2 separate regions of the Homo sapiens genome follow, and region 1 is linked to region 2. A link is a contact called in ENCODE Hi-C or POLR2A ChIA-PET data. All regions are on one chromosome and are shown on one strand. The core of a region is the stretch at or near the end of the contact, and the rest is flanking DNA. Distances in the headings are between cores, read along the strand shown.

The links. A loop is a pair of places that touch in the nucleus more often than their neighbours do. ChIA-PET counts read pairs that join two places held with the same protein, here RNA polymerase II (POLR2A). Pooled maps may share reads with other maps.
Region 1: a loop to region 2 is called in a pooled map, with 2.5 times the contacts of the local background. The contact joins two enhancer-like sites. A Hi-C loop is called at or near these places in 3 of 50 pooled maps. POLR2A ChIA-PET finds 5 or more read pairs at or near these places in 2 of 52 experiments (Panc1 and endothelial cell of umbilical vein).

What each region holds. Positions count from the first base shown.
Region 1 is chr10:70,831,053-70,835,877 of GRCh38, reverse strand. The region is part of intron 2 of SGPL1 (sphingosine-1-phosphate lyase 1); the gene reads right to left. Among named protein-coding and RNA genes, the nearest start is that of SGPL1, 18 kb to the right of the region's middle. Within about 2 kb of position 2,542, at least 6 of the 41 ENCODE cell types and tissues checked have a DNase peak (open chromatin) inside an H3K27ac peak, as active enhancers do.
Region 2 is chr10:70,159,677-70,164,381 of GRCh38, reverse strand. SAR1A (secretion associated Ras related GTPase 1A) reads left to right here. Exons shown (of 7, transcript NM_020150.5): 2 at 2,451-2,524; 3 at 2,644-2,763; 4 at 3,313-3,378. The coding sequence starts at 2,467. It also overlaps the pseudogene CALM2P2. Among named protein-coding and RNA genes, the nearest start is that of SAR1A, 8.5 kb to the left of the region's middle. Within about 2 kb of position 1,406, at least 2 of the 41 ENCODE cell types and tissues checked have a DNase peak (open chromatin) inside an H3K27ac peak, as active enhancers do.

The DNA.
Region 1 (4,825 bases), core at 1,293-3,792, 670 kb before region 2:
ACAGTAATGCCCTAATGATTTTACTGATCTCTATAGCTTCATTATAGAGTCAAGTTTCTGGGAAAGCTACTTCCCTACAGAAAGTTTCCCTTCATTCTCCTGTACAATGTCTTCTTGGCATTTCTTTTTTTTTTTTTTTTTTGAGACGGAGTCTTGCTCTGTCACCCAGGCTGGAGTGCAGTGGTGCAATCTTGGTTCACTGCAAACTCCACCTCCCGGGTTCAAGCCATTCTCCTGCCTCAGCCTCCCAAGTAGCTGGGACTACAGGCACCCGCCACCACTCCCAGCTAATTTTTTGTATTTTTAGTAGAGACAGGGTTTCACCGTGTTAGCCAGGATGGTCTCGATCTCCTGCCTCGTGATCCACCCGCCTCGGCCTCCCAAAGAGCTGGGATTACAGGCATGAGCCACCGCACCCGGCCTCTTCTTGGCATTTCTAATGTGCCACGTTTCCAGTGTGCCTCAACTCAGGGTATTTCTCAAGAGTCACTCAGGGCCAAACTGCATTAGCCTATTGCATTATGAGTTAATTTGTCCTAGAAGGAAAGAATTCAACTCTGGTTAGGGAGAACAACCAAATAATTTTAATATATGAACTCTCTATGGTACCAGGTGCTGATAAGAATACAAATTAGGAGGAGGATATAAGTCTTCTATCTCCTACACTGCCTAAAACAGCATCTTCAACACAGCAGGAACTCAACGTTTATTCAAATAAAGTAATTATGATATTGCCTATACTTTTGACAGTTTTGTTTTGCAAGATCCTAGGATGTTTCTGCCTCCTCTCTCCCACATCTCTCCTATTTAAGCTTAACAAGACACAGTGGCAGTGGGTTGAATCTGCAGAGGAGAATGGCTGGTTATCTGTAACTGGACTCTGCACACCGTGGCACTCTGCCTACAAGTTCACAAGGTTCATCACATCATAGGCCATCAGAGCTGAACCTGTCCTTCACAGATGAAGACATTGAGGCCTACAGGTCACAAAGCTCGGAAATAGCGGAGCCAGGACTCAAATCTTCTGGTTTAAAATGCATTGTTTTTTCCACTGCCTAGTTTTCCAGAGCCAAACTATCAGTGGCACAAATCAGGAGACCAACAGTTCTCAAAGTCCTGTCAGCTAGTTTACTCCAAGAGCCAAAGGAAAGGCTCTCATCTTCACTACGCTCCCAGTGAAGGCATACAGAACTTCCAGATGACCTAACGGCATCCTACAAGGGCTGAGCATTTTGGGGAAGTGAACTGCTATTGCATGGCCTTTTCGAACTGCAAACTTCATTCTTCTCTGAGCTAGAGACTTACACTCATACTACTTATTTGCTTACAAAAGAAAGACGGAAAGAAATTAGTTTGAAAAGTACTTCAGAAAAGTTGTCTTCAAAATCATAAAATGCTACTGTCTGAAGGAACCTTAGAGACCACCTATAGTCCAATCTCATTGCAGTGATGAAGAAACTGAGGCCACAGACTAATACCAAAATGTGCCTTCCCTGGTTTCAAACTAGAGGCACAGCCCCCAAGAGAATCTATCTTCTTCTTCAATATTCTTTCCATAAAGCCAGTGGGGGTACATCAATATCATCCAAGAAGCATGATTCCTGGAACGAATCATCTTCTTGGGTCAGAATACCCCACCCACAGGGTCAGAGTACAGAATGTGTATTTTGTAAACCTCCCTCCGGTGATTCTGACAGGCAACACTGCTTAAGAATCCATTCTCTTCCCCATCCTTTTCTTTTATTAAAAGATGACCCAGTAGCTGACTTAACATATTACTGACACCCAATCACCAAACTTAATGGCTACCCGGTATTCACGCAGCAGGGAAAAGACATCCACGAAGCTTTCCTGGGAAGTGTTAAAAGTCAGGGCCCAGTCACGTCACTCTACTAGATATCAATTCATTGTTCCTGCCTAATATTTATTCTTTGGCCAGATACTAATAAAAATCAAAATCTTCTACCCCACAATCCTGCAAAGAAGACAGAATTTGTTATTTGTTTTCCTGAACTATTCAACGCTCAATACTTTTTCCAGAAGGACCATAAATCTGAGCTTTACAGCAGGAATGGGCTGTTGAGGAAAAGAAAAATCTGTTCTACCCAGTTCAAATGTTACTCTAAGGACTAAGCCTCAGCCTAGGGAGTGAAGTTAAAATACAGAAGAGACTCAGTTAGTATATTTATTCTTATCAGCTTCTGCCCCCCCACCAAAAAAAGAAAAGCCAGAAAGCAAAGCTAATTTAATCTGATTTTCTTTCATATTACAGTCTACAGAACTTCAAAGTGCAAGGTAAACAGGTAAGAAAATACTATTGTCTTTATAGCCTCCAAAAGCATTAAAGTTTATCATCAAAAACACATCACAACCCCAAAGGGAAAATCCTCTTGGGTCATTAAAGAAGTAAGAACTGAGCAACAAAACCAGACAGCCATTCCAAGCAACCAGTAGTGACTGTGAGAAACGTTTGAGGAAACTGAATCATCATTTCTTAGGAGACAAAAAGCAAACCACATACTTCCCCCAAAATTCCACTATGTGAGTCAAGAGATCCAGTATCTGAGAAGTTCGTCTCAAAAAGCTTAAGAGTCTACATTTTCCCTTCTAGCCTGGCCTTGCCAGATATGTACACTTGGTACCATTCCCCAAGCACCAACTGCTATACACTTAGCATGGGAGTATTCAGGCAAAGCATCTTTCCATCCCTGAAATAACAAAACCATCTTGGCCACAGAAAGAACACACATATGAAATGTTCCCAAGTCATCAGAAGTGCACTCATGGAAAACCACAGCTTCTAAGTTCCTAAAAGCTGAACCCGAAACACTGCTAAATGGTCACTTTATTAATGTACTTGTGGTCAGGACAAGGCATCAAGTAAAGGGAGATGCTGATTCTGTTAAGTAACAATTCTGAGCACCTCTCTTCTGAAATACATATTTAAAAGTATCAGGAGCAGCTTATACTAGGAGAGAAGACTAAATGCATAAAACTGAATTCAATAAGCAGAGGAACACACTGAAGGACACAGAGATAAGAGCAATTACCAGTTTTGTAGGAAAATAGACTCCCAGCCTAAGGCAAGTAGGTAAGATATGGGGGGAAAAATATGCAAATTTGCACATGGAATGTTGCTAAGTTTGCTATGAACTCTCAGAGTCTGACAATAAATAGCTAAATGACTTACTGTGCACATGTATACAGGTTATATTTCAAAGCACAAATGAGTTTCATCATTCTCTAAAACTAGAAATGATAATTTCTTGGATAATAAGCAAGATCTAGTGGAAAAGATCCCGTATTTCTCACACAGAAAGAAGTCTTAACTTCTCTGAGCATATCACGATTGGGGAAGGGCAGAGGTTAGCTGACTTCTCCAGTCCCATACTTATCTTACTAACAGAATTCTCTATCTTTGTCTGGGAGTTAAGACACTTAGACTTTTCATAACCATTTGTGGAAATTCCTTCCCTACAACAGTCATGCTGCTATTAGAGATGAGGAATACTGAATATTTGCTGAGAAGTGTAACCTAACTAAAGCTATTTCTCTAGAGATTTCCAACACGTAAGCCTGCTCAAAAGAATAAGCAGGGACCTATCCCTAGGTCTCTGACTGACCTTCAACTATATAAACACCCTTTGGAAAGTGCATCTTCGAAATTACCAAGAACCTACTTTTAAAAGCTGAAGTAAGCAGCTGAGTAAATTTAATTTAAAATTAATACTTGGAAGAGTTTCAAACTTTGTGGTATCTATTGAAAGTGAGCAGGAAAGTGTGCTTCTGTGATGTTATACGTATATATTGGTTTGCATCCATGGTTCCTGGTTCATAACCCCCATAGCCCTTGTTATAGTCTTCTATTATAATGCTGGGGCACTTTGGGCCTCAGGAAACAGAATCTCTCTCAACCTTCTCCTGTCCTCTTTTACCTGCCTCAAAGCAAGACTCTAGTCCAACTGTGGGCCAAAAAACCCTCATTCCTGGGAGGGTTGTGCCCCATATTCTGGAGGAAGGAAGGCTGCACAGAAAGGCCAGCGACAACCTGAACAGACAGGCCTTGCTGGGTTTCCGGTCAGTCTATTAGTATGAGATCATGCCTCCTGTGTCCAGTCACATTTCTACATGGTTGTCAATCATGCCTATGTAACTAAGCCTCCATAAAAACCCAAAAGGACAGGGTTCAGAGAGCCTCTGGATAGCTGAACACATGGAGGTTCCTGGAGGGTGGTGCACCCAGGGAGGCATGGAGGCTCCACACCCCTTCCCCTATACCTTGCCCCATGCATCTCTTCATTTGTAACCTTTGCAGTATCCCTTAAAATAAACCTGTAAACCTAAGTAAATGTTTCCCTGAGTTCTGTGAGCTGTTCCAGCAAATTAATCCAATCCAAGAGGAGGTCATGGGAACCTCACCTTGAAGACAGTCAGTCAGACATTTTGAAGGACCAGACTTGTGACAGGTTGGGGTTGGGGGAGACAGGTATGGGTTGGGACTGAGCCCTCAACCCATAGATCTGATGCTATCTCCAGGTAGACAGTGTCAGAATTGAATTAGGCGACACCCAGTGATGTCTGCTTCTTGGAGTGTGGGGAAAAAAATCCCACACGTTTGGTCACGGAAGTCTTCGGTGTTGATTGTTGTGGTGTGAGAGTAGAGGAGAGAGTTTTTCCCTACGGCTTCCAATGAAAAATTATGCATTATCTGGGACGCCCCTCCGGGTTACCAGATTCTGATTATGAGGAGGCTGTTTACGGCTCTGAAAGTTGTAGATAACTGATAGCAGTGCAAAGTAATCTAGATCCCTAAATATGCAAATTC
Region 2 (4,705 bases), core at 157-2,656:
AAGTTTAGATGTGCAGAAGGGCTTAGATATATCCGGAGTAAGCCACAGGCAACATGTTACTTCATCAGTTTTCTAAAATAAGGTTTCAGGGCAATGACAGTAAGGGAAGAACACATGGAGGAATGAAGTCCTGATTACCATACATGCATATTTTTTTTTGACAGTAGGGAGAAGCCTTTTACAGATAAGTTACAAACAAAAGGCAAATAAACAGTTTTGTGCAAGAAATTTAACACATTCTGTACAAGGTCTTCATTATGCTGTCATCATTTGTACAAACTCATAGTTTACTTGACCATCACCATCAGGATCTGCTTCCCTGATCATTTAATCAACTTCTTCATCTGTTAACTTCACTCCAAGGTTTGTCATCACATGGTGAAGTTCTACACCACTAATATAGCCATTGCCATCCTTATCAAACACACAGAATGTTTCTCTAATTTCTTCTTCACTGTCTGTGTCTTTCATTTTTCTTGCCATCATTGTCAGAAATTCAGGGAAGTCAATTGTGCCATTACCATCAGCATCTACTTCATTAATCATGTCCTGTAACTCTGCTTCTGTGGGATTCTGCCTGAGACCTCATTACAGTTCCTAGTTTCTTTGTTGTTATAGTTCCATCACCATCTTTGTCAAATAGTGAAAAAACTTCTTTGAATTCTACAATCTGCTCCTCAGTCAGTTGGTCAGCCATGCTGCAAGTGCTACTGGTTTCCGAGACGCAACCACACAACCACTCTGCTCGCTCACTTGCTCCACTTGGACTGATTTAGTGTCATTCTTCAGGGCCCTAGGATTTTCAAAATGGTAAATGAGTATGGGTCCTAGGATTTTCAGAATGGTAAATGAGTATGGGTCCTAGGATTTTCAGAATGGTAAATGAATATTGGCCTCAACGTAAAGTCACCTTGCATTAGCCCATAACAAGAGAGTCAGCTTGCCCCTTGAAGCTTTGAAGCCAAGCAATGACATCTCCCCTCTAGCTATGAAAGTCCTAGATGGCTTTTCAAATAGAAGGCTGTTTTGCCTACATTGAAAATGTGTTGTTTAGTGTAGCCACCCACCTTCATCAGTTATCTTGCTGCAGCTTCTACATCAGCACTTGCTTTTTTACCTCGTGTTTTTATTTTATTATTATTTTTTATCAGCAATAAGGCTGTTTCATTTTCTTGACGTTCATGGGTTTGCTGGAGTAGCACTTTTAATTTTCTTCAAGAACTTTTCCTTTGCATTTGCAATTTGGGTAACTGTTGAGTGCAAGAGGCCTAGCTTCTGGCTTATCTCAGGTTTTGATGTGTCTTCGTCACTAAGCTTAATCATTTCTAACTTTTGCTTTCAAGGGAGAGACCTGTTACTTTCACTTGGAGAATAGGGAGGCTTGGGGTGGGGGCAGGACTGTGGAGGAAGTCAAGTTTGCTGTCTTCTATGGTTGTGGTTTGTGGCACAACAAAACAATTATACTAGTAATACCAAAGATCACTGATCATAGATCATGATGACAGATATAAGAATAATGAAAAAGTTTGAAATATTGTGTGAGAATTACCAAAATGTAACATAGAGACATGAAGGGAGCACATGCTGTTAGAAGATGGTACTGATACACTTACTCAACTCAGGGCTGCTTCCAACCTTCAATTTGTAAAAAAACCAGAAAACCTCAGGATCCACAAAGTATCATCAAATGAGGTATGCCTTTATATTTTTAACTCCTAGTTCTCTGAGTATCATAGATCAAAAACTATTAGGAAACAAGTTATTTTTGCACATATAAGGATTCTAGACTCTCCTCCAGATTGCAAAATCTGTGTCAAGAAAGAATATTAGTTTCTCTTTACTTTGCTTCCTCCCCTCCCCTTCCATCCCCTCCTCCCCTTCCCCTCCTCCCCTCCCCCTCCTCCCCTGCCCCGCCTCCCCTCCCCTCTCTTTTCTTTTCTTTTCCTTTCCTTTCCTTTCCCTTTCCCTTTCCCTTTCCCTTTCCTTTTCCCTTTCCCTTTCCCTTTCCCTTCCCTTTCCTTTCTCCTGTCCTGTCCTGTCTTTTTTATCAGAGTCTCCCTCTGTTGCCCAAGTGAGTGCAGTGGCACCGTCATGCCTCACTGCAGCCTCAAACCCCTGGGTTCAAGTAATTCTTCTGTCTCACCCTCCTGAGTAGCTGGGACTCTTGGTGTGTGTCATTATGTCCAGCTATTTTTTTAGTTATTTGTAGAGATTGAGTCCAGCTTTCTTGCCCAGGCCAGTTGTGAACTCCTGGGCTCAAGTGATCCGCCTGCCTTGGCTTTCCCAAATGCTGGGATTCCAGGTGTGAGCCACCATGCCTGGCCTGCTTTCTTATTCCCGAAAACAAGAGACTATAAATGTGCATCATGGCTAGGGAACAAGAGTTAACCTCTCCACAATTGTACTGTCATTCAGAAAGCTAATGTTTGCTACTTTCATATTTTATACAGGTAGTAAGCATTAATAATGTCTTTCATCTTTGAGTGGATCTACAATGGCTTCAGCAGTGTGCTCCAGTTCCTAGGTAAAGCCATTTCCTTGAAATACAGGTTTCAAAGTTTGTGCCTTTCCCTCAGTAATTTAACTACAAATAGGCTTTGGTCTGTAGAGAGCAAATGTGTTAACAATTTTTTTCTCTTTTAGGACTGTACAAGAAATCTGGAAAACTTGTATTCTTAGGTTTGGATAATGCAGGCAAAACCACTCTTCTTCACATGCTCAAAGATGACAGATTGGGCCAACATGTTCCAACACTACATCCGAGTAGGTTTGAAAATATCAGGTGACCTTTTGATCTTTAAAGGTCAGTGTTAGGCGTGGAGGATGAATCCCTAGTTGGTGGAGTTCTTTTATTAACTGAAGTCCCAAAAGCCAACTCATACGAGAAAGTTCCCTGTAAGACACACTCAGGTTATGTACTTTCAGATCTAAACCTCTGGAACTTTGTCATTATCTGTTGTCACTGGTCCTGTAAAGGGACACCTCTCCTATACCTACTTCTAAGAAGTGGAAAATAGCTTGGAAGAAAAGAAACCTTTGGCTTTTAGAATAGTTTAAGAACATTTCACCCTTGTATTCCTTTTCTTTGTTGGGAGTGGGGCGTTGCCTGGGCTGGTCTCAAAAATCCTGGGCTCAGATTATCCTCCTGCCCTCAGCCTCCTGAGTAGCTGGAACTACAGGCGGGTACCACCACACTCAACTTCTTGTATCTTTTTCTTTACAAGATGAAAGCATTGATATTGGCTTATAGTACTAGTAGTTGGGGGTTGTTGAGTTGACAAGTTTTTTTCTTCTTTTTAAACAATTTTTCAGCATCAGAAGAGCTAACAATTGCTGGAATGACCTTTACAACTTTTGATCTTGGTGGGCACGAGCAAGGTAAGTGATGACTCAGTGGAAAGCATGTTTATTGACTTATTTTTTTTGTGCCTCCCAGCTCCTTTTAAAAGCAGTGTGTCATTTTTACCTTTTAAATTACTTACATTTTAGAATTAGGATCTTATTACTTTAGTGAAGTTGTTTTATTCATTTATTTTTTTAAGTAATTTCAAACTTGTCAAAAGTTGCATTAAATAATACACAGAAGTCCCCTTCAATATTACCCTATTGAGCTGGGATAAAGTTAGCCATAATGTATAACTATTCATGAACTTTTAAGTATTTGCCTGATATAGCCAAACTCAACTCAAATCTTGACTGAAAATTTTTACAAAGCAGGACAGCATCTTGCCATTTTAATCTTTACTACATTTTTACTTATTAATGTAATTTACCTTGTAACTGGAAAATATGTTAAAAGATATATGTATTGCTTCAACAAGAGTAATTATTTCATCATTTTAACTAGGCTTGCCCTAAGCCAGTATATTTTCTTCTATACCTTTTGCTCAAATTTGTTAGTCTCCTCCTCCCTACATAATACATATTAATGCTTATTTTTTATGAACTGTTTGTGAGCATATCATGCCCCTTTACTCTTTAATACTTTAGTGCCTCTTCTTTATATAATACATATTAATGCTTGTTTTTAATGAAGTGTTGGTGAGCATATCATGCCCCTTTACTCTTTAATACTTTAGTGCCATTTTCTAAGAACAAAGATATTTCCTTGTATATAATCATAATAGTTATCAAATCCAGGAAGTTTTATTTTTATCCACTCTGTATTTCCTTTTTTTTTTGGTCAGTTGTCCTGATAATCTCTTTTATACCATTTTTTTCATCTTGACCAGGTATACGGTATCATATATCTAGTTATGAAGTCATTTTTGCATCCTTTATTCAATGGAGTGAAAGTATGTAGGAAATTAAATATTTATAAGTAATTTCAGACTTGTCAAAAGTTGCAAAAGTAATACAGTGACTATGTGTGATTACTCTGATACAAGTTGATATTTTGTATATTCTATCCATTTCAGACAGTTGGTGGAACATTTCCTTCTACCTTTTTGCTTTCCTCAGAAGTGCTTTTTGCCTACTCAGGCTATGTCTTTGGTTTCCAGATTCCTATCAGGTGTTTAGAGACATACAGAGTGTCATCTTTGTCTGATGGGCACTCAGTTCACATTTGACAAGACCGTAGGTATAGGAGTAAAACATTTAAGATGTGAGAATAAATATTCTGGGAAAGTAGGGAAAAGGAACTATTGAGATTCTGTCAGATTTACTTACTTGTTATTACACTGAGTGGAGAAGTCTTGTTTTG